Regions from separate parts of the Homo sapiens genome. Here region 2 is linked to region 1. Evidence: read pairs that join two places in POLR2A ChIA-PET (ENCODE). Cell type or tissue: A673. All regions are shown on one strand. Links, peaks and the distances in the headings refer to the core of each region. The heading gives the core; the rest is flanking DNA. Region 1 overlaps CADPS2 (calcium dependent secretion activator 2). Region 2 has its middle 20 kb from the start of CADPS2.

The links. Peaks named below come from ENCODE experiments on the same cell type or tissue, not always from the same donor. Only the 100,000 strongest peaks of a DNase experiment are listed, where the experiment ranks them.
Region 2: POLR2A ChIA-PET joins it to region 1 with 11 read pairs; 2 of 35 experiments call an interaction of 5 or more read pairs at or near these places.

Annotation. Positions count from the first base shown.
Region 1 is chr7:122,784,214-122,796,882 of GRCh38, reverse strand. All of the region lies in intron 1 of CADPS2 (calcium dependent secretion activator 2), which reads left to right. Among named protein-coding and RNA genes, the nearest start is that of RNF148, 88 kb to the right of the region's middle. In A673, for the core only: no CTCF peak of the experiment used is centred there; a DNase peak (open chromatin) is centred at 6,412.
Region 2 is chr7:122,899,638-122,912,306 of GRCh38, reverse strand. No RefSeq gene overlaps it. Among named protein-coding and RNA genes, the nearest start is that of CADPS2, 20 kb to the right of the region's middle. In A673, for the core only: a CTCF peak has its summit at 9,356; a DNase peak (open chromatin) is centred at 9,356; H3K27ac peaks cover 978 bases.

The sequences.
Region 1 (12,669 bases), core at 2,984-10,983:
GTTGAGTTAGATCCCATTCATCAGTTTTTGTTTTTGTTGCGATTGCTTTTGGTGTCTTCACCATGAAATCATTGCCCATTGCTCTTTCCGGAATGGTATTGCCTAGATTGTCTTCCAGGGTTTTTTTTTTCAGTTTTGGATTTTACATGTAAGTCTTTTTTCCATCTTGAGTTAATTTTTGTATATGGTATAAGGAAGGAGTCCAGTTTCAGTCTTCTGCATATGGGTAGCCAGTAATAACAGCACCATTTATTGAATAGGGAATCCTTTCCTCCTAGCTTGTTTTGTCAGGTTTGTTGAAGATCTGATAGTTGTAGGTGTGCAGCCTTATTTCTGGGCTCTGTATGCTGTTCCATTGGTTTATGTATCTGTTTTTATACCAGCACCATGCTGTTTTGGTTACTGTAGCCCTGTAGTATAGTTTGAAGTTGGGTAGTGTGATGCCTCCACCTTTGTTCATTTTGCTTAAGGTTGCCTTGGCTATTTGGGCTCCATATGAATTTTAGTTCCATATGAATTTTAAAATAGTTTTTTTCAAGTTCTGTGAAGAATGTCAATGGAAGTTTAATGGAAGAGCATTGAATTATAAATTGCTTTGGGCAGTATGGCCAATTTAACAATATTGAGTCTTCCTATCCATGAGCATGGAATGTTTTCCTATTTGTTTGTGTCATCTCTGATAGCTTTGAGCAGTTGTGTAGTTATCCTTGTGGAGATATTTCACCTCCCTGGCTAGTTGTATTCCTAGGTATTTTGTTCTTTTTGTGGCAATTGTGAATGGGACTGTGTTCTTGATTTGGCTCTCGGCTTAACTGTTTTTGGTGTATAGGAATGTTAGTGATTTTTTTCTCATTGATTTTGTATCCTGAGACTTTACTGAAGTTGCTTATCAACTTAAGGAGCTTATGGGCTGATGCTATGGGGTTTTCTAGATATAGGATCATGTTGTCTGCAAACAAGGATAGTTTGACTTTCTCTCTTCCTATTTGGATGCCCTATATTGCTTTCTCTTGCCTGACAGCCCTGGCCAGGACTTCCCATACTGTGTTGAATAGGAGTGGTGAGAGAGGGCATCCTTGTCTTTTGCTGGTTTTCAAGGGGAATGCTTCCAGCTTTTGCCCATTCAGTATGATGTTTGTGGTGGGTATGTCATAGATGGCTCTTATTTTGAGGTATAGTCCTTCAATATCTAGTTTATTGATAGTTTTTAACATGAATAGGTGTTGAATTTTATCGAAAGTTTTTTCTACATAGATTGAGATTCTCATGTGGTTTTTGTCTTTAGTTCTGTTTGTGATAAATCATATTTATTGACTTGTGTATGTTGAACCAACTTTGCATCCTAGGGAAAAAGCTGGCTTGATCATGGTGGATAAGCTTCTTGAAGTGATGCCGGATTCAGTTTGCTTTTAGGCTGTTCATTAAGGATTCAATTTTAGAGCTCATTATTGGTCTGTTCAGGGGTTCACATTTTCCTGGTTGAGTCTTGGGAGGGTGTATGTGTCCAGGAATTTATCCATTTCTTCTAGATTTTCTAGTTTATGTGCACGGAAGTGTTCATGATATTCTCTGATGGTTGTTTGTATTTCTATGGGGTCAGTGGTAATATCCCCCTTGTTGTTTCTGATTTTGTTTATTTGAATCTTCTCTATTCTTTATTAGTCTAGCTAGTGATCTATTAATTTTTTCAAAAAAATTGCTCCTGGATTTGTTGATCTTTTGAATTTTTTTTTTTATGTCTCAATCTCCTTCAGTTCAGATCTGATTTTAGTTATTTATTGTCTTCTGCTAGCTTTGGGATTTGTTTGCTCTTGGTTCTCTAGTTCTTTCAGTTGTGATGTGAGGTTATTAACTTGAGATCTTTGTAACTTTCTGATGTGGGCATTTAGCGCTACAAATTTCCCTCTTAACATGGCCTTAGCTGTGTCCCAGAGATTCTGGTATGTTGTATCTTTGTTCTCATTAGTTTCAAAGAACTTCTTGATATGTCCCTTAATTTCATTATTTCCCCCAATTCATTCAGGAGCAGTTGATTCAATTTCCATCTAATTGTATGGTTTTGAGTGAATTTCTTAGTCTTGATTTCCAATTTGATTATGCTGTTGTCAGAAAGGGTTTTTTTTTTTTTTTAAAATGATTTCAGTTCTTTTGCTGAGGAGTGTTTTACTTCTGATTATGTGATTGATTTTAGAGGATGTGCCATGTGGTGATAAGAACAATGTATATTGTGTTGTTTTGGGATTGAGAGTTCTGTAGCTATCTATCAGGTCCCTTTGATCCAGTACTGAGCTCAGGTCCTGAATATCTTTGTTAGTTTTCTGTCTTGATGATTTAATATTGTCAGTGGGATGTCAAGCTCTCCCACTATTATTGCGTGGGAGTTGAAGTCTGATAGACAAAATAGCCAGTATAGAAAAGAATGTAAACAACTTGATAGAGCTGAAAAACACACTACAAGAATTTTATAATGCAATTACAAGCATTAATATCAAAACAGACCAGGTGGAGGAAAGAATCTCAGAGCTTGAAGTCTGGCTTTCTGAAATAAGACAATTAGACAAGAGTACAGAAAAAAATGAGAAGGAAATGAACAAAACCTCCGAGAAATATGGGATTATATAAGGAGACTAAATCTATGACTCATTGGTGTCCCCAAAAGAGATAGGGAGAATGGTATCAACTTGGTAAACATATTTTAGGATATCATCCATGAGAACTTCCCCAATCTACCTAGAGTGGCCAACATTCAGGTTTAGGAAATGAAGCAAGAAGATCATCCACAAGACATGTAATCGTCAGATTCTCTAGGCTGAAATGAAAGAAAAAATGTTCATGACAGCTAGAAAGGTCAGGACGCCTACAAAGAGAAGCCCGTCAGACTAACAGCAGACCTCTCAGCAGAAACCCTACAAACCAGAAGAGATTGGGGGTCAATACTCAACATTCTTAAAGAAAAGAAATTCCAACCTAGAGTTTGTTTTCAGGCAAAGTAAGCCTCATAAGTGAAGAGGAAATAAGATCTTTTTCAGAAAGGCAAATGCTAAGGGAGTCCATTACCACCAGACATGCCTTACAAGAGCTCCTGAAGGAAGCACTAAGTCTGGAAAGGAAAGATCATTACCAGCCACTACAAAAACACACTGAAGTACATAGACCAGTGACGCTATGAAGCAACCACATAAACAAGTCTGCAAAATAACCAGCTAACATCATGAGGATAGGATCAAATTCACACGTATCAATACTAACCTTGAATGTAAATGGGTTAAATGTCCCAATTAAAAGACACACCATGTTAAGCTGGATAAAAAAGCAAGACCCATTGATATGCTGTCTTTAAGGGACCCATCTCACATGCAGTGACACACATAAGCTCAAAATAAAAGGATGGAGAAAAATCTACCAGGCAAATGGAAAACAGAAATAAGCAGGGATTGTGATCCTAGTTTCAGACAAAACAGACTTTAAACCAACAAAGATTTAAAAAGATAAAGAAGGGCATTACATAATTGTTACAGGGCTCAATTCAGCAAGAAGCTCTCACTATCTTAAATGTATATGCACCCAGCATGGAAGCACCCAGATTCATAAAGCAAGTTCTTAGAATTTCTCAAGAGACTTAGACTCCCACACAGTTGTAAACATTTTTGAAGATATTATAATGAAAATTGGGGTCTGATCTTCAAAAAAGGAATTATGTTCAAAAATAGGGGCTGGAGGGATGCACCAAGGAGTTTCAATCAATGGAAATGAAAAATGAAGAGAAACAACAGTAAAGGAGGACCTGAATGGTCCTTTTACACATTTGATATAACAAATCAGTGTTTCTTTTAGAAAGGCTTTTAGTGCATGTAATGATATGGCTGAAAGGTACAGCATTTTAATTTTTTCATTTGCACTCAGGACTCTTTGAACAAAGATCCAATATGAATGCTTTAATTTGTACAAATATGTAGTTGGTGGTGAATTAAATTAGAGTTGCACAAATCCTATTCAGTATATATTGAACTAGAAGTTGCCAGAAGCATAGTGCTATTAGGTGAGCAGTTAGTCTGGAGAGACCAGATGCTTTGCTGTTAGCTGTTTCTTGGCCTAGGGTGAGCAGTGTACCTTTCTTTGTTCACTGTATTCATGTTTAACAGTGAATATCTTATAATTGGTTAAATTTCTTTGCTTTGCTTTATAAAGAAAATACACTATTGGAAAGATCAGCAAATCTAATGTACTTGAAATCTATAATGACATACTACTAAATAAGTTTGTTAATCTTATAGGTGTATCTCTAAAGTCTGTTGCATTTTTTAAAATAGTGTCTTAGTCTGTTCAAGCTGCAACAACAAGATACCATAAACTGGGTAGCTTATAAACAACAGAACTTTATTTCTAACAGTTCTGGAGGCTGGAAGGTCCAAGGTCAAGGTACTGAAGATTTCACCTCTCGTGAGGCCGTGCTTCCTGGTTTATAGGTGGCTGTTATTTCAGTATAACCTCACATGGCTGAAAGAGGGATGGGGTCTCTCTGGGGCCTAGAGCCTCCTTTATAAGGGTACTAATCCTATTCATTAGTGCTCCATTCATGAACTAATCACCTCTTAAGAGCCCACCTCCAAATACCGTCACTTTGGGAGTTAGGATTTCAACACATGAATTTTGGGGGAGGACACAAACATTCAGACCATAGCAGGGAGTTTAAAATGAAATGTTTTATGGATTAGCTTTTCTCAGGATGTTAGCAGAATAACTGTGGTATCCTCTGTTTACCAAAGGGAGCATTTCACAACACATTTTGCTTGGTACAAGGTTATGGCTTGATTGGCAATACTGAGTTTGCCTTTGAGGTTCCTTCCATTACTGTATTCAGGGGAAAGCAAATGGGCTATCTGGGAATTGATCTGTTGTCTACAAACTGATTTAGCCATTTAACTTGGTTCCCTTAGGACATCAAAAATTAACATAAAATGTATTTTCTTTACCATTGATGATTTTTCAAAATAATTGGATTCCTACAAATCAGACTGTTTTTAATGGTTATGTAGATGAGATAATTGAGATAAAATGTATTTATTTGTGATTTAGTCAACCTTTTTTATTGGTAATTTCTGATAGGCCTTTAATTTTGAACTAACATTTTAAATTGTGGTTTATAATTAGATCAAGTTCATTCTTTAAAATTTTAAGCTCAAATTGAAAAACTTCTAAGATAGGCTGTTTTGTAAAAATTCTTTTATCCTGTGTTGCCATGGTTAGTGTTATTAAATAGCAATGAAATAAATATGTTGATAAAGTCATTAAATCACAATACACTTGTTGATGGCATCCTGTATAGTCTTTCTCCAGATTGTGTTTGAAAAACTACTGTTAATGGGCAGCTATTATGAGTTGCTATGCTGGTATGTTTCAGTATGCTTGACTTTCTTATCCTTTGCTGAGTTCAGGAAAGAAAAAGTCAAGATTTAGTTTATATTGAGAATCAAAGAAAATGACCCATGGAAGATTAGAATATTTGAAAGAAAAAAAAAAGAGTAGCAAGGTTTAAGAAGTGTGTGTGTGTATCTTTCAAAAGAGCTTCATCTCATACCATCCGTGGTTTCCTTAGTATTTCTTTCTGTAGTTTAAAATCTGAACATTAAACAATATTATTTCATACCTAGGAGGGAGAATAATTTATTATATAAGACTGTGATGTCTAAATGAGAACTTCAGCATGTGAATCTCATGCATTACAAATAGTTTTATTGTACTTTTCCTCGCGCCGTTGATACAATCTTATACAACTTTATTTTGTTCTGGTAGTCAGCATGGCCCACAACGTTTAAGAACAGACATTCAGACAGCTAGGGGAATTGATGTGCCTGTGCATACTCTATGGGCACACTGCATATTGAAATCTGAGATAAAAATGATTTGTCCCTTTGCTTTCGTATTTTGGGTGCTACCATTTCTTTATGTACCTGATCATAGTTAATATTCCTACATCCATTAGTGTTGAGACGTGGTGGCTATAGGAAAAATTATAATGATGGGCTCTTGGGAGAGCTTGGCTGTACAGCAGCTTGGATTTTATGACTGTGAATTTTCAAGTGGTAGATCAATTAGGCAGAACTAGTCATGCATTGCAGTATCTTTAAGAGCTATCTTAAAACAAATTTCAGACCTGGATGGTATTCATGAGCTATAATTTGAAGAATGACTGAGGCTATGAGTACTAGATTTAGGCACTTTGAAGAAAAAAACATTTCATATGGATTAAGTTGGATGTTTTATTCATAAGAGCTGGTTTGATCTTTATATGCCTTGATATTTTTAAGTCCTGTAGTTCCTGTTTTAAATTTATTACTATACAGTCTTTATTTGCAACAATTAAATTGGCCAGGGGTAGGTGGTGATTAGAAACATTTTCTTGGATTATAGGAACATTAATAAAATCCCATTTGAAGTAAATTCACTCAGAAACTTAATTCTTTTCTTTTTTTTTTTTTTTTTTTAGAAACGCTGTCTGGCTGTCCCCTTGGCTGTCATGCAGTGACGCAATCATACCTCACTGCAGCTGTGAATGTCTGGGCCCAAGGGATCCTCCTGCTTTAGCCTCTTGAGTAGCTAGGAATACAAGCGCACATCACTGCACCTGGCTAATTTTTAAAATTTTTCTGTAGACACAGGGACTCCTTTTGTTGCCCAGGCTGGCCTCAAACTCCTGTCTTCAAGCAATCCTCCTGCCTTGGCCTACCAAATTGCTGGGATGACAGGCATGAGCCATTGCTCCTGGCCTTTTTCTATTTTTAATTCACAATCTTATCTTTGCAAACTTTGATACAAAGACCTCTGTTTCTCTTTTCAAAAAAAAAAAAAAAAAACACTTAATATTTGTTTGCCTATTCTTATGTGAACATGTAGAATTTCTTATGTTTCTTTCCCTTAGTACTCTGTCTTTATAGTTCGTTTTTCTAAGAAAATGGATGAGGGGTATTTTTATTTCATTTTCTATGACATGCTTATTTGTATCCCTGATCAGCATTGCTCCTATGTTTAAGAAACTAGCTCTTCATCTCTCAGAATGGCAGATTTTTTCCACACATAGTTTTTGCCTTTCTAAACAGTGTGTTATGTTTTATTTTTGGTTTCTGTAAACAAGTTTTAAAGTTTTATGTAGTCAAATTATTAGTGTTTCCCTTTTGGCATCTGGGATTTATCTACAAATAACTTTTGAAAGCATTTGTTAAATGTACATATTTATCTGTAGACGTTTTTAACTGTATTTACTTTCTTAAAACATATTGTGGTTATTTTGTTAGTGTGTGTGGTAGGGGGAAAATTTGTATTTGTGTCCTCTAGGTTTGGGAACTAAAGATGTTTTGAGGTTAGAGTGTAATGCTTATAGTGAATAGCTGAGCTTTTTATATTCCTTAACAGATATCCCTTGCAAGACTCTTGCTCTTCTGAATGCTTTTCAAAGCAAGACAAAGTAGTTGAGGGAATTAAATAGCAGCTCTTACTACTAATTACTGGGCCTTTGTGGTAAACGAACCAGTTAAAGGCCAATCCTTCCTTGCAATGTGCTGGCCTTGGGGGAGATAGGATAGGAAGGCAGTAAGCTTCCTTTCTGAAGAGTATAAAAACACTGAGCCCTGAATAGACTATTCTGGGCTGCTGTAGTTGGCATTCTGCACCTCCCTAGTTTGCATGATTTTCTGATAAATGAAATCTACTCCTCTGCTGACATTCCCTTCACCTCTTCATGCTCCTGCCTCCTAGGGGTAATCAGTGCACCCAAGCCGAGGACCAAGAAAAACCATTACCATTTCCTCTGCCACCCATCACTGAGGACATAAGGACTCTGAGCATCTTAAATTCTGGGACCAAGAGTTACAGAGGTCAAGTACTGCTTCCTCTTGTGATCAGCATCCAACAGGAGCCAAGGTGTTCTAAGTGTTGAAATCAAGGGTTAGTAAAAGGGAAATGATGAACTGTTTTCATTGCTGAAGCAGGCCTTTCCTCAGTGCTGGTGGCTAGTTGAGGACTTAAGCCCTGAGGAGGACAAGTTCACTTAGGCCCAAATGAACGCAAGGAACAAAGTGGAGCTCTATGACCTCCAGGAGAACAGTTTTATTGTATAAAGCTTTGCTTGAACCTAAACTCAATCATGGAAAGGTGGATACCAAGATTTAAGTCTTGGCATAGTGCAATCAGCCTAAAGCCATCAGGTTCAAAGCTATAGTCCAACGAAGGCAGGATTGTTGACTTATGACAATGAGGTAGACTCTACAGCAGAGAAACCACTTATAAAGCTGCTCAATAATCAAAGGAAAAGAGTCATAGGATTTTTTGAGAAGGGCGGAGTTTAAGTGAAATATAAACAAAGCAATTTTTGGTAAGTTTAAGGCAAAGCAGGGCTTGTGTGTCAATGGGTCACACAATTTGCATCAATATCACTGCAATGTGGACCAGGGTCCTGTTTGCTTGCAAACTACAAAGTTAAGAGTGATGTGAAATGCCATGTCCAGAACTCCCTTTTCTAAAGCTCTAGGTGATAAATCGAGGCCATTTCTTTGTGTCAGAGTAACTTAGATCCTCCAGACAAAAATGAAATGCTTCATTCTGAGTACTATAATTTCAAACAGCAGAGTTTCTGGTGATTTTAGAGCACAAAGTTTCCCAGTGAGTCAGAAAACTACTAGTAGACAAAGAAAGGGGTTGTTAAGACACTTTATAGTAGCAGAATGTCCTTGAAAAAAGTATTGTTTCCTATTAACCCTGAAGCTGGCTCTGTTTCTGTTATTCTCCAGCCTGATGGCTGGGCAGATTTTTACATTCTTTGTCTGAGTTAACTTCTACTTTCTCAGTCTCCCATAGTGTGCTCTTATTCTCACAGGGGGGATGTTTATTGTCAGCTAGTCTTTGAGTTCTATTTGTCAGGATCTTCCTTTCCTCTCTCTAGTTGGACCATGTAAATACTGCCTAAAAGCCTTTCCAGTTTTTTAAGCTGGTGGCTGGACCTTGGGAGCCTATTTAATGAGGATGAAGAATCAGATGGTTGATAATACTTTGCTTCACTCCCTGAATGTGGTGGACTTTTGTGAGTAAAGAAGGATGTTCCTGAAGGCTACTCTAACAGCTAATACCAAGTATCCTGGAATTCAGTTACTTTATTACGTTTGAATTCTTCCTTGTCCCTGCCCCACACTCAGAAGTGGGAGGCTACAATGTGCTTTGCATTGCACTAGGCACTTACATTAATTACTAAGGTGAATACAATGTGGTTTTCATCTTCCAGGAACCAGCTGTCTATTGGCGGAGATGGATATGGAAGCAAATCATTGCAGTGTACTGTAGTATTAGAGTAAAGGTAAATAAACTCTGTTGGCTAACTGACCATTCCTAACTTCCCTTTGAAGTTGAATAATTCTTCAGTCATCTAGAATTTGGGCTTTGCAGTGAAATATGTCTGGACTTGAAGAGAAAGATAGAATGAGAGTATCATCCAGAAAGTTTTATAATTGATAACAAGTAACTAGCTGGTAGACCTGTGGTTTCTGTGGTCCCTTCTGAATTCTCCAAGGAATACATATATATGCAAAAGTTCATGATACTTTTACATTGCTGTCAAATGACATAAAACACAAGTGATAAAATTTTCAGCTTTTTCTTGGGGTTGGGGGTGTATAGAGGCACTTTATAAAACCCTCATGAGATTGAGGTGCAGGGTGTTTAGATATCTACGCTCAAATCATTCAGCTGATATGCACATTAGCTGTTCCTCATTGCTTAAAGTTTGTATTCCTTCTGGAGTGGCTTCTCTAGATAATATTTAAATGAAAGGGTTGAAAATAGTGGTTTCCAAACAGTCCTGCATACTGTTACAAGGTTCGTTTCTTAAATCTTGAGCAAGGCCTACTACCTGCCTGGCATTTTCTAGCACTGAGGATGTAGCTGTGAGAAATGCTACATCCATGACCTGTTCTCATGGAACCTGGTTTCTAGTGGGAAGATGCTTAGGGCTGGGAGGATGGGTCACAAGTAGGTTCAGTTCCACACACATCTTTTTTTCCAGTGTGAGCATTTAGTTAAGCTCTCTTTTGAACAAAGCACGACCAAATAAGTCTGAAAACCACTCTTATAGAAAAAAAAATGGGGATATGGTGGTGCTTTATTGTCCTCGACTCAATTCTCATATAATGGAGAGGGCTCTGAAAGTAGTAGTTGTATTCCTGTCTTAAACACGAAACTCGTAACAGTAGTAAAAAAATTTACATCTCAAAATTGAAAGGCAAAATTATCCACAAAGGTTGTGCCATATATTTATCTCACCAATGGCTACAACACACTCAATGTTAAATTTATAATATCAAAGTTCTTCATAAATTCTTACAGGTCATATTTCCTAATATTGACAAATGGTAGAAGAGAAAGAAGGATGCCACTCTCTATTCACCCTCCTCCAGCTGAACATCTATAATTTATAAATGTACTGCTTATGTATTTGTTTATATCTGTAAATCATTTTGATTTGCTCCAGACATTATCTGATCAGTCCTTTATCCCAGTGTCTTGACTGTGCTTAATTCTGCCTCCTCTCCTTTGAATCTTGCTATTTACATTCTAATGCTCATTATGAGGAGAACAACCATTCTTCATGGCTTCTCATCCATTTTCCCGATGATGCTAATTTGCCATTTACATGAACAAAAGTTGTATTTAGATGTTTATTATAAAGACCAGAAATAAGAAAATAAAAGTCCGTGTTATCCCTTCTAGAAGTTATATGAAATAGACGAGACTACTAGAAGTTATAGTTAGAAGATCTGAATGTGGTAACAATAAAAGTGGAATGTGGAAAATAAAAGTCCATATTATCCCTTCTAGAAGTTAATGAAATAGACATGACTACTAGAAGTTATAATTTGAAGATCTGCATGTGGTTTATTTCTTCTTTTAGAACCACATTACCTGCATCTTCTGAGCCAGAGGACCTATAGGCAACTGATCTCAGGGAACCCTTGTGCTGTGTGGGCTTTCGGGAGAGGAAATGGTGTGTGGGGCTTGAGGTGGGAGGGCTTCCTCTAAATGGTCTGAGCCCTAGTGAGAGAATAGTGTTGGAACCTCAGGATAAAGAGCTCCAGAGGGGTAGATTCTAGAGCCTGGTCTTCAAAGATCAGAAGATTCCTGGGGGTAGGGATATGAGAGTCTCCCTAACCCCCACAAAACCCAAGAAAGGACCTCAATGGGTAGATAGGATTATCCATGTCCTTGAGCCCAAGAGGAGGGCAGGGAGACCTGAGAGCAAAAAGGCTTTCCACTGCTATTTCTGAAGGGGAAATAGCTTCTCGTTTTTACACATCTCACACAAGTAAGATTCAGACCCTTTAGGGCTCTAGTTCAAAATTCACCTGGGGTATTTACATAAGTACTAATGCCTGGGTACCTCCTCCAGAGACTCTTATCAAACTGGTTCTGGGCATTATCAGTTTAAACTAAATAAACCACAGAACAACTCCCCAAGTGATTCTAATATGAAGCCAAATTAGAGAACTAACAATCAGACTTTAGCCTCCACAAAATGACAATCTACATAAGTATACAAAATCATACAATCTCTTTGTCCTGCAGGCAAATAGAGGAACACCAGACAGTCAGAACAAGTGTGATGTGAAGTAGCAATGTTGGAGGAGACGTGAACATTTGAAAAAGTAAAAATAAAAGTATAATACCTAGGGAGATTCAACTGTAGCACCTACAACATTTTAAGCATGATTCCTAATTAAGTAACACAAGGGAAAAAGGGTAGCTGCTGAGACCTGATTTACTGTTCTGGTTGATCAAATGTAAAACACATCTCAAATCCCAGAGCATAAATATGAAAATATGATTAAAAGTTAGAAATCTTGAGGGGAAAAATAAGAGTCTTGGAGATTTGATTCCAGGGACCTGAAATGAAAATAATTGATGTTCAACAAGGTGAAAAAGGAACATAAATAGGAAATAGGAAAGGTAATAATTATATAATAGACAATATTCTTGACCTGAGCTAAAGAAAGATTTTGGCCCGCAAAGTAAAAAGGCTTAATAAGGTCTAGACTCACCTGATGAGAAAAGACCCATGTCCAGACACATTCTGATAAAATTCTCAAATTCTCTAATGATATATACAGATGGCTCCAGAAAAAAAAAATACTAAAGTTACCTTAAGAAAAGGATGAAGTGTGAGAACCAACCTGGCACTGGTTTTCTCATCTGCAAGTTAGGAAGATGGGGCATCCACACACTACTGAGAGAAATAGACCACAATCCAAGAATCTTACTTTCAACTTATATCATTTTCCTGCCTAGATTAAGAAAAGGACTTGAGAGATATGTAATCATTCAGAAAGTATCACCCACATATTGTATCCAAGAGTAGATGTGAATCAAACAGTAAATGAACCAGAATAGAGACTTCAAGGTGGGAAAACATGAAGAGGAAATAAGCACAGTAAATCTTAACACATGAGTGCGTATGTATTTAGAAAGTACATGGATGGAGATAGCTGTTTTGGGATTTGTAATTTAAATGCAAAGTAAAGATATATTAAACTTCCTCAAAAATCTAAAAGTAAACAGTACCCAACGACCTGAAAGTTGGGAATGGTGAATAGAGAAGTAGAAACATTCTAAAAAGATCTTAGGGAGGAGGAT
Region 2 (12,669 bases), core at 2,271-10,270, 120 kb before region 1:
ATTATCCTAGATTATCCAGGTAGGCCGACTGTAATTAAAAAGGCCATAAAATGTGGATGAGGGAAGCTTAACAGTGAGTGTCAGAGTGATTTGATGTGAGAAAGATTTTATATATATACACACAAAGGGGAGTTTACTAAGTACTAACTTAAATGATCACAAGGTCCCACAATAGGCTGTCTGCAAGCTTGAGGAGCAAGGAGAGCCAGTCCAAGTCTCAAAACTGAAGAACTTGGAGTCCAATGTTTGAAGGTAGGAAGCATCAAGCACAGAAGAAAGATGTAGGCTGGGAGGCTAGGCCAGTCTTGTCTTTTCAGGGTTTTCTGAGTGCTTTATATTTGCTGGCAGCTGATTAGATTGTGCCCACCAGATTAAGAGTGGGTCTACCTTCCCCACCCCAGCACACTGACTCAAATTTTAATCTCCTTTGGCAACACCCTCACAGACACACCCAGGATCAATACATTGCATCCTTCAATCCAATCAAGTTGACACTTAGTATTAACCATCACAGACCCCCTTCACCGCTTAAAGTCTGTGATGGCCTGTAAATCACAGGCATTCTCTGGTAGCTAAAAAAGCTAAGGAAATAGATCCCCTTCCTAGATCTTCCAAAAAGAAATAAAGCCCTCTTGACACCTTGATTTTAGCTTATTGAGATACATTTAGGACTTCAGACCTACAAAGCTGTAAGATAATAAATTTATATTGTTTTAAGCCATTGTTTGTGATAATTTATTACAGTAGCAATAGAAAGCTAATACAACCATGTTGAAGTCAGTACAGTATAGTAAATGGGAATTTTAAAAGGGGAGAGTAGAAAAGTAAGATACAGTAGTGTTCCTCTATTACTATTAGGGAGAATATATATACTATTGGTTAACCAGTATATCTCATTTACTTACAAAGAACATTTGTAGGAAAAAATTGCATTAGCTTAACACGACTAGATGAAAATGTCATTTGTTTGATATCCACATATATCTGAAATATTTCTGCTTTTTATTTTATTTCTAAAGTAGGTTTCAGTATTAAGAAGACACTGAATAACTATCTCACAGTTAATTTTTCCAGGAATTTTAGAAACTAACTCTATAGCTTATGAATCAATGTATTACAAATCAATGTATATGGATTTCTTACTTGGTATACATCTGTCCTTTGATAATCTCTGTCTTGCCTGACAAAATAGTTTCTGAACTTATATAAAATTGTTCCATGAAAGTACACTAAACCTTTGAGGAACAGCCCTTTACTCATGGTGAGATGGATTGGACATACTGCACGTGATTATAGAAAATTCCAATAGGAGAGAAGATTAATGTAGAATCCAAGAAGAGTGTTTAGGGGAACTTGAATCTGAGCCCATAAAGCCCTAGATGCAGAGGAAACAGGATGATAGATATGTCTTATCATATGGTTAATAATTTGATTGATTGATTGGTCGAGATGGGATTTCACTCTGCAGTTCAGGCTGGAGTGTACCAGTGCAATCATAGCTCACTGCAGCCTGGAATTCCTGGGCTCAAGAAATTCTTCTGCCTCAGCCTCCAAAGTAACTGGGACCACAGGCATGTGCCACCACACCTGGCAAGAATATTATTAATTGTGATTCTTTTTCATCTCTATATAGATTAGAGAGGGAGCCATTCAGACTGTTGGCTATACCTAACACTTTGCCTTCTTGGGAGTTCCTTTTCCCACCAATTTCCTCAAAATTCTGTTGAATATTTAGCATAGGAAATGGATAGTTTCATGGTTGATAATGATTGTCTCTACCATCCAGCCCTTTCTCCCTTTCTTTTTTTTTTTTTTTTTTTTTTGAGATGGAGTCTCGCTCTGTTGCCCTGGCTGGAGTGCAGTGGCACCATCTTGGCTCATTGCAAGCTCCACCCCCCAGGTTCACGCCATTCTCCTGCCTCAGCCTCCCAAGTAGCTGGGACTACAGGCGCCTGCCACCATGCCCGGCTAATTTTTTTGTATTTTTAGTAGAGACGGGGTTTCACCGTGTTAGCCAGGATGGTCTCGATCTCCTGACCTCGTGATCCGCCCACCTCAGCCTCCCAAAGTGCTGGGATTACAGGCATGAGCCACCGCGCCCAGCCCCTTTCTCCCTTTCTAACAGAACCCCGTTGTATACTATCCCTTCTGGCAGCCCAAGTACCTTAGAAGAAGCTGACTTTTCCCCAAGCGCTAAGCGTTTGCTGTTTGGTTTAAGAAGGAAGGTGGATTCCAGTGATTGGTTCGGAGATCCAGGCCTAACCCAGTCAGCACATGGCATGTCTCTGGCTACAAAATTCAGTCAGAAATGGCTATGTAGCCAAATTCTGGATAATTGGAGACGTTTGTTGAAAGCTTCTGGAGAAAAAACACCCTTGATCACAAAATGGCTCCCTGAATCCTTACTTTTGTTCTCTGGTGTAAGGTTAGGTGATGTGCTATTGCATTTTTACTACCATGAAGGGTGTAGCCTGAGGAAAAATACAACACTCAGGGGAAGGCACAAGACAGGAAACTGAAGAAACAGAACCAGAGTTACTGAATTAAGTGGGCCTAAAGTCTGTCTGACCTCTGGACTTCAGCCACATAAGACGTTAAATGTTCTTACTGTTTAAGCCATTAAAATTGGATTTTGAGGTATTTGTGTGTGTTACTTGGTCTTACATATTTTTAAAAAGGTTTGGTTCAATTTCAGAACAGACTGACCTTGATCCAGTTTGCTTCACCTTATAAAACAGTGTACTTTAGCCATGAGGATTATTGGTCATAAAATCTCGAGAGCTCTCCAGATCAATCACAGTTTTACAGTGATGGGTTAGAGAATGGACAAAAGAATTAAAAATTTCTTAGATGCTGTATTAGTCCATTTTCACACTGCTGATAAAGACATACTCGAGACTGGGCAATTTACAAAAGAAAGATGTTTAATGAACTCACATTTTCACGTGGCTGGGGAGGCCTCACAATCATAGCAGAAGGTAAAAGGCACAATTCAAGATGAGATTTGGGTGGGGACACAGCCAAACCATGTCAGATGCCATTCTTTAAAAAAAAAATTTTCCACTTGTTTGCATTAATGCCTTCCTTTTGTTCCAAACCGTCAATAAAACAATGGATTTATTTTTCATGCTTTCTTTTGCTAATGTAAGTGGAGCTTGAAAGTGATGTAAAGCAGAAGGATGTATCCAGTGGTTTTCTTGAGTCCTTCCTCTTTTAGATTAGTATATGGCTAACATAGGGCTTCTATATTCAGAACTGTCATTCATAGAAAGCAAGCTGCTGGGAGAGTAAAAACAAATGATTCAAACCTTAAAAAGCTTTGCTTAAATTAAAAAATAAAATCAATATAAATTAAGTTAAAATGAAGAGATTATAAAATTTATGCTGCATTTTAGAGTGAATAAGAATGTATACTTTGCATGTCACATTATTTAGAAATTATTGCCAAATTAATAAAACAGAATGATATTTCAAATTAAAGAAATATACACTAGAGGAAAAACAATTCAGAATTACTGTCTCTATTTTCAAGAGTCAAATACTTTTTTTTTCACTCGGATCTTCAAATCACTATTCTTTCAAAATGCTTTTGATTTCCAATGCATGTAAATGTTACTCCATTTCTTTTATTTTAATGGCATTTTTTCTTATTATTTATTATTCAACACTTAGTCAATTCACTCTCCAGAAATAAGCTGTAGGGGAAAATATTAACAAATTTCAGGCTATGAATAATTTATTTAGATGCTATTGTCAGAGGCATGTGAACCAGAACAACTCCATCTTGAATAGGGGCTGGGTAAAATGAGGCTGAAATCTACTGGGCTGCATTCCCCGATGGTTAAGGCATTCTAAGTCACAGGATGAGATGGGAGGTCAGCACAAAATACAGGTCATAAAGACCTTGCTGATAAAATGGGTTGCAGTAAAGAAGCCAGCTAAATGCCACCAAAACCAAGATGGCCACAAGAGTGACCTCTAGTCATCCTCACTGCTACCCTCCCATCAGCCTCATGACAGTTTACAAATGCCATGGCAACATCAGGAAGTTACCCTATATGATCTAAAAAGGGGAGGCATGAATAATCCACCCCTTGTTTACCATATCATCAAGAAATAACCATAAAAATGGGCAACCAGCAGCCCTCAGGACTGCTCTATGGAGAGAAGCCATTCTTTATTCCTTTACTTTCTTAATAAACTTGTTTTTGCTTTGCACTGTTGACTTGCCCTGAATTCTTTCTTGTGTGAGATCCAGGAACCCTCTCCTGGTGTCTGGATTGGGACCCCTTTCCTGTAACACAGTATTATGAGCTTGATATTAGTGCTATAGGCTCTGCTGCTAGTATGTAATCTTTTGCATCTTATATCTTGTTTTACAGGTGTCTGGGTCACATTTGTTAGATGATTTGCCAAGAAAATAACTCATTGATGAGTTCAGATACCACCTACTCTGGGAAAGCAGTATGGATTCTGCTAAAGCGCTTCAATACTCACTTCCTCTGTGCTTCTCTAGTACTGTCTTCATACCTCTATAGTACAAATTTAACTCATTTTTTTATTTAACTTTTTATATAACTGTCTCTCTCCTTCATTAGCCTATGATATCTTTGACAGTAGACTGCCAGTCTTATGAAATTTTGGACCTCAGTGAGTGGCGCAAAATCTGACACAGGTGTCATCAATACAAATTTCCTGCACCCCTGGTTAAATTAAAGTCTTTTAAAAAATGTGCCTCATTTCTGACATTCTTTACCTAAAGTTCAGAGACAGTTACCTTTCACTCCCTCTATATATTGCAAATATTTGCAATTCATAGTGGTAAAAAGACTGCATTCCAGAGTTTGAATATCTGCATTCAAATTTCAACTCTGCTGCTGAGTAACCTTGAAGAAGTTTACTGAACATCTTCCCAAGTCTCAATTTCTTCATCTGTAAAGTTTGAAGCTAATAGAAGTTACTCCATGGGGGTTTTGTAAGAATCAAATAAAAACAATTATGTAAATCTCTTAGTAGGGTGCCTGGCATGTAATACGCATTTTCACCTTTACGTAGATGACAATGTTTCTGTGTTTAACATAAGCTGTCATTATTACTGTTGTTCCTATTAGCTACTGAAATATTTAACTTTCTGTGTAATTAGATATTAAATTTTAAATAACAATGCAATTGTATTATGGGAGGAAGGCTGTGAACTTAAGGTAGCTTTGGAAAAATTCCAGGTAATTTTCTAGCTGAAAGTTAACAATATCAACAAGAAGAAGTCATGCCAGGATTGTACTTATATTGTTCAAAGGCTTTTTTTTTTTTTTTTTTTTTTGCAGGAAAGCAAGTTTTATATTTCTCATCAGTCTTGGACCCGTTGTTTGAATTCACTGGTGGCTGTCTGCAGGGTGTTAGCATGTGGATATCTTATTGCACTAACTCTAGAATTCAAATAAGCTGTTGATAGTGATGGGAAAGAATATTAATAACGTTTTGCTGTATATTCAAAATGCTGCAAACTTTCCCATATTTCCATGCATGATATATCATTGTGGATAAGACTGGATGGTGAAAAATGTAAATAAAGGACTGTTAAATTGGTCCTGTAAAAATGCCATTAAAAATTGATGGTTACTTAGTATTGTCCCATAATTTTTTTTCTTCCCAATTCCAGCTCTTGAAAATTTATGGGTGTGGCAGGCATGTGTATAGGTACATGTGTGCCAGAGGAAGATTTATTTATATATGGCAATGTTTCTGAAATCTCTAGATATGCAGGTTCTATTACAATTCCAAAGAATCTCATGTGACTGTGTTTACAATGGTCCTTTAATATTAGTCGTTTGAGGCCGGGCGCGGTGGCTCACGCCTGTAATCCCATCACTTTGGGAGGCCGAGGCGGGCAGATAGCAAGGTCAGGGGATCGAGACCATCCTGGCTAACACGGTGAAAACCCGTCTCTACTAAAATCACAAAAAATTAGCCGGGCGTGGTGGCATGCGTCTGTAGTCCCAGCTACTGGGGAGGCTGAGGCAGGAGAATGGCGTGAACCCGGGAGGTGGAGCTTGCAGTGAGCCGAGACCGTGCCACTGCACTCCATCCTGGGCGAAAGAGCGAGACTACGTCTCAAAAAAAAAAAAAAAAAAAATTCGTCGTTTGAAATACTCAATTTGAAAAAATTAAATTAGCTAGAATTCATAGAGACTGTCTTATTAAAAAGGTTAACGGTGTCTTTTGGTTGTACTGCAGAAAAATCTGAGTTTATTTTAGAAATAGACCTTTAAACTCTGCTCTGTTCTTTGTGAACTTCCTAAGTAGGAAAGAAAGAAAGAAAAACAAATGTAAGATCAACTTTTCGATTAAAATGTACCAATTGTGAGGGAAAGCAACTGGAAACCAGCAATGGTCTCCTCAGAGATATACTAAGTTAGGTCTGAATTTCATGAGCTCTTGAAAGCACTTATGTTTTACCATGACCTTGGGAGTACTTTCTTTGAATTCTGGAGATTGTGTGTGAAATGTTTAATTCATTTTTTTGTCAGTACTTCAATTGTTTTAATGAGATTACATGTACTACTTCTAGTATTTTAACTTTATACCTGAACATTCTCTCCCAAATTAAAAAATAAAACCCTTTTATCTAATCAGCAGTGCCTAAAATAATAGATTTTGTTTTCGATGTGTGGAGGGGAGGGAAATAAAAAGAGAAGGGAAAAGAGAAAGGGAAAGCAATGTCCACCCTTTCACTTAAGGAAATAGGGGAAGGAATGGTGAGGAAGGAGTAAGAACTGTATGAGACCAGAGAGTAAGACTATTTTTAAAAATTATATTTGCTAACTCCATCTTTGTACAATGTTAATTTTAAGCACTAAATAAAGTATATTTTTATAAGTGTTCAGCAATATTGCTTTTTTCTATTTTGTAATAAATATTATCAGCTGATAAAATGTCTATTCTTTTTATTTTATAAGTCAACTTTTTTAGGGTATAATTTACAAATGGTGAACTGCACCTATATGAACTATACAATTTGCTGAGTTTTGACAAATACATGCATCTATGAAACTACTGTTAGAAATCAAGACACAGAATGTTTTCATAATCCCCCAAATATTTCTTATGGCCCCTATTAATTAATCTATTCCTCTACCCCTTGCCCCAAGCAAACATTGACCTGCCTTCTGTCATAAAAGGCTAGTTTGCAATTTCTAAAATTTTATGTAAATAGAATATATATGTATATATAGATGTACTTTTTGATTCTAGCTTCTTTCACTCATCATGACATTTTCATGTATGTTGCATGTATCAGTAGTCCATTCCTTTTTATTGCTGAATAGCATTCCATTGTACATATATATGTATACCCCTTTTTTAATGTATCCATTGATGAACATTTAGATAACTTCTAACATTTAGTTAAATACAAATAATTTTGATCTAAGCATTCATAAACAGGTCTGTATATGAACACTGGGTTTCATTTTCTTTGGTAAATACTTAGGAGAATTGATGGATCATATGGTAATTATATGTCTAACTGTATAAGACACTGCCAAAGAGTTTTGCAAAGTGATTGTGCCATTTTACATACCCTTGGGTAGAGTGTATGTTCTAGTTGCACCCCCATTCTCACCAATACTTGGTATTGTTAGTCTTGTTAAAATTTTAGTTTAAATAGATATACGGTACTATCTCATGGTTTTAATCAGCATTCCCTCTAAAGGTGAATGACGTTGAGCATCTTTTCGTGGGTATATGTGCTATTTATATATCTTCTTTTGTGACATAACTGTTTAAATACATATGCCTATATTTAAGTTGGGCAGTTTGACTTGTTATTAATGAATTGCAATTGTTCATTGTATATTCTAAATGTTTTGTCATATATATGTGTTATGAATATTTTCTTTCAATCTGTAAGTCTTTTTTATTTCCTTAATAGTGTCTTCTTAGGAAAAAAACATTTTTAATTTTGATAAAGATATTTATCAGTTTTCTATTTTATGTTTCATTTGTTCATGCATATTATCTAAGAAATCTTTACATAACCCAAGGTCAGAAAAATTTTTCTCATATGTTTTCTTCTAGAAATCCCACAGATTTAGCTTTGCTTTAGGTCTATCATCTATTTTATGTTAATTTTTGTGTGTGGTGTGAGAGGATGGCTGTTCATTTGTCATATGGGCATCCAGTTCTTCCAGCAGCATTTGTTGAAAAGGCTATTTTATGCTACCTTCTAAATTCTTCTGTACAATGTGAATTTTCTAGTACTAGTCAAACTTCATTTTTAAAAAGGGTTCAGCAATATTATTAATAATTTATATCCATTTTGCTATAAATATCATATTCTATTAGTAAAAAGCATTCATCCCTTGCCTTTTGGGAGCCTCTTTTTAAAACCCAAATTTATTGAGGCATAATTTACAAAGAATGAACTGTATCTTTTAGTGAGCATCACTGTTAGAAGTAGAGAAAAAGTGAAATCCAATGATTATTTGCTAGGTTCCATCTCTGTCTTGTCCCTATTTCTAGCCAGTGAATGTTATTGACCACCTACTTTGTGTCATGTGCTGTGTTAGGAATGAGACAAAAATAAGAAACTATTTCTTGGAAGTTCTCACTTAGGGAGAAAGGCATAAAATCACATCATGTGTAATCTAGTCAATGCTGTAATAAAGGTTTTGAAAAAATATATTGGCAATTAAAGAGGAAGGAAGTTAACTTCCTAGGGAAGTTAGAGAACACTTCACAAAGGTGGTGCCATTTGAATTAGGTTATCTTTATTACAATCCTTTTTGTCTTCCTTCAAAAAAGAAATTCATTTCATATATTAATGTTTACTTTATTAAGCTGAACATTTGAGTGCTTGCAATCTCTGGATCACAAAACGTAATGAAGAGATGTGCCTTAAATAAAAGGGGAAATGTGTATGATTTACCTAATAGACCTTCCCTTATAGATGAGTCATTTTACCGATACAGTCACTAGAGGTAGCCTCACCAAAGTGTAAACATTTTGTCTTGGGCCAAACAAATGCGCTTCCCATGACAAAGAGGATGGATATGAAAGGAAACAGCACGGATTTGAGAGGCCTGGAGCTGGGGATCCCATTTAATGAGCAGAGATACATAGAAATAGTAATGCCTACTATTTACTTAGCATTCACCATGTGCCAAGCATCCTAAATGCTTTGCTGAATTCTCACAACAACCTTATGAGAGTTTTGCACAGGGATAAACTGAGGCAAGAAATGTTAAGGCACCTATGGTAGATTATTCTTCAAAAATATCCACTTTCTCTTCCTCTCCCTTCCCCATCCCACTGATGTTTTGTTTGGTCATGTGACTGGCTTTGGCCTCCTAGTGGACAGAGTGTACTTTTCTATCCCTTTATTAAGAAAGACTTTGGGCTTGTCCATGTGATTTGCTTTGTCCAATAGGATGTTAGTGGAGATGACACAGGCAGCCTTGAAACAATGCATGCAGCAATGGGTTCTCCCCTTAGGCCTCTGCCATCACTGAAAGAAGAACCTGCTCTAGATAGCCTACTCGTCAAAAGAGATGAAAGACAGGTGGAGTAGATTTGGAACCAACTTGTAACTTAGAGCACAGCCTGGCCTTGTAACCACAAACAAGCGAGAGAGAATACACAGTTGATTGTTCTTTATTACACTAAGTTTTAGGGTGCTGTATTATTCAGCCACCTAAGTGGCAGAAAGGATTTGAGCGCTGGCAATATAGGTACAACTTCTGCACCACATTGCTACTAATACAAGAGATAATTAGCTATATTCAGACACCCAAGTAAAACTAATCAGTTGATGAATGAAGAACAGGTCTGTAACTCAGAAGAAAGTTATAGGTCTGGAATTAAGATAGTGTCTATGAACTAATGATCTAAACCTTGACAAATCATTTTAATCTCTCTGTGCTTTCTTTACAAGAGTATTGTAAAAAAATAATAATAAAGTAATGGCCATAGAAGTTCTTTGAAAATGTTAAAAGTGTTATGCATGTGCAAGATTTTTTAAAAGTCTGTTTTGTTTTCTGCTGTATCCTCAGTGCCTAGAATTGTGCAGGCCGTGTAGCAGGTGTTCAGCAAACATTTGTGAAATTAAATTGAAATTAATTTTTTAAAAATAGTGTCTTCAGCTCACAAATAACAAAACACAAAGTATGTTTATAATTAGGGAAGTAACTAACTTTCATTCTTGACAATAATTGGGTAAAAAGCCCAGGAAGTTGCTTCCTCTTACTCCTGTGTCTGACAGAGAGAGGGTGTTTGTTTCCTACCTTTACTATCTGAACAATGTTCTGTAAATCCTAACCTTAAATGAGATAGTTGTTGCAGTCTTATATTAGCAGGCTTCTTGTCTAGAGTGTTTTATTAGTGGGCAGCTATTTGATTTTAATATTTGTTCTGCAGTTTAAAAAAATTGAGCTTCATTTATAAAAATCCAGATAGTCCAGAATCTGGCCAAACAGTCATCTGGATTGGAAAGTTAGGTCACTGTGTTAGGAAGAAAAGGTCCATTTATCCTTTTTCCTTCTTTGTTTACCATAAAGCAAGATATAGTCTAATGAGATATCTTACTTTTAAGACATTTTCATTTAATTCACTATGATTCAGATGAGGGCTATGGTTAGAGTTTTGTTCCTCACATCAAATTGCAGAAAAAAATCACACTAGAGATGTTATTTAACTTATTCTACTTTCTATTATAGCATAGCCTGCCTTTTTATCTCAAAACGTCTCTGATGATTTCCTGAGAACATTTTCAGTGGTGTAGTTAAAGGGTTATTTCAGCTCCAAACTTTCTTGTTAAAATGTTAAACTGGAACATTTGAACAATATTGCATCACTGACATGAAACTGACTAACAATCTGGAAGCAATAAATTTTGCTTAAGTATCCTTCATTGTCGTGAGTGCTTCATCCTGTGACAGATATTCTCTAGTGAGAGTTTCGGGTAAAACTCCTTCTGTCTCAGCTAAAATTTTTAAATAGCTACTGAACAATTTCTGGCCTCCAGTTAATATGTGCTAGTAATACAATCTATCAGTGTCATGAGTATATTAAAAATTACGGACTAAACACACAATATTGAAAGAATAAAAGGAAAAGATCAATCATCTCATTTTTGCTATAGATTTTCATAATGATTTCTTTATTTCTTGAATATGTATTTTATCTGCCAAATGACCATATGTTGGCAACTCTTGACTTAGAAAATATATAAGATAATAGAAGAGAAATAAATAACAGAAATATAAATATAATTCATATCCTGGATTTCTTAGCAGGATCTACAGTGTTATTATTTTTCTTTCTTTTATATAAAGATGGGGTCTCACTATGTAACTATTTTCCCCAAGCTGGTCTCAAACTCCTGGGCTCAAGGGATTACTCCACTCCCCTACCCTCCACACAAACCATCTCACCTCACCTCAGCCTCCCAAAGTTTTCGGATTACAGGAGCATGAGCCACTGCACCTGGACAGGATCCAGAGTATTAAAGCTCATTTTACCTTATTAATCAAAGCTTACCTAATTTTATGTCCCTCGGACTCCAGACGAAACTGAAGCTAAATGGGAAAAATTTAGCACTATAGTAGGTAAATAAATCTTTTAAACAAGAAAAAAAAACAATTGGTCAAGTTTCTATAATATGAGAAAGATACCAAGAGGAAAGGGTTTTTTTTTTTTTTTTGCAATCTAATAGAAACAAATGTTTTAATTAAAAAAAAATCTAAATCCAAAGTTGCAGAAACTCAAACACTTTGGACACACTCTTAATATCTTCCTCTCATTTTTGCCTAATATCAATTTCTTCATCAAGTTATTTCAATTGTATACCCTATATTTCTTTCCAGTCACTTCATTTCCTCCATTTATATTGCTTTCACCTATTCTTGTATTCTTCTAATCTCTACAGTACAACCTGAGTGATTTTCATTATAAAAAATAAAACATATGAATATAACTCTGATACCTAACACCAGTCATTGCTCTTAGGATAAAGGCCAAAACCTTTAGTATGGTCTGTAGGCCCTACAATGTCTGCATTAAGTCCTCTGTTTTCCAGTCACTCTGATTTTCTTTCAGAAACTTAGAACAAACCAAGTTTCTTCTTGCCTCAGGGCCTTCAAGCATGTCTCACCTGGCTGGGCACAGTGGCTCATGCCTGTAATCCCAACACTTTGGGAGGCCAAGGCAGGTAGATCATCTGAGGTCAGGGGTTCGAGACCAGCATGCCCAACATGGCAAAACCCTGTCTCTACTAAAAATACAAAAATTGTGGTGGCACAAGTCTGTAATCCCAGCTACTCTGGAGGTTGAGGCATGAGAATGGCTTGAACCCGGGAGGTGGAGGTTGCAGTAAGATGAGATCGTGCCATTGCACTCCAGCCTAGGCAACAGAGTGAAACTCTGTCTCAAAACAAACAAAAGCAAAAACAAAAAACAAAATTCATGTCCCACCTTCTGTCTAAAAGACTACATGGGCCAGGCATGGTGGCTCACGCCTATAATCCCAGCACTTTGGGAGGCGAAGGCGGGCAGATCACCTGAGGTCAGGAGTTCCAGACCAGTCTGGCCAACATGGTGAAACCTTGTCTCTACTAAAAATACAAAAATTAGCTGGGTGTGGTGGCTGGCACCTGTAATCACAGCTGCTCGGGA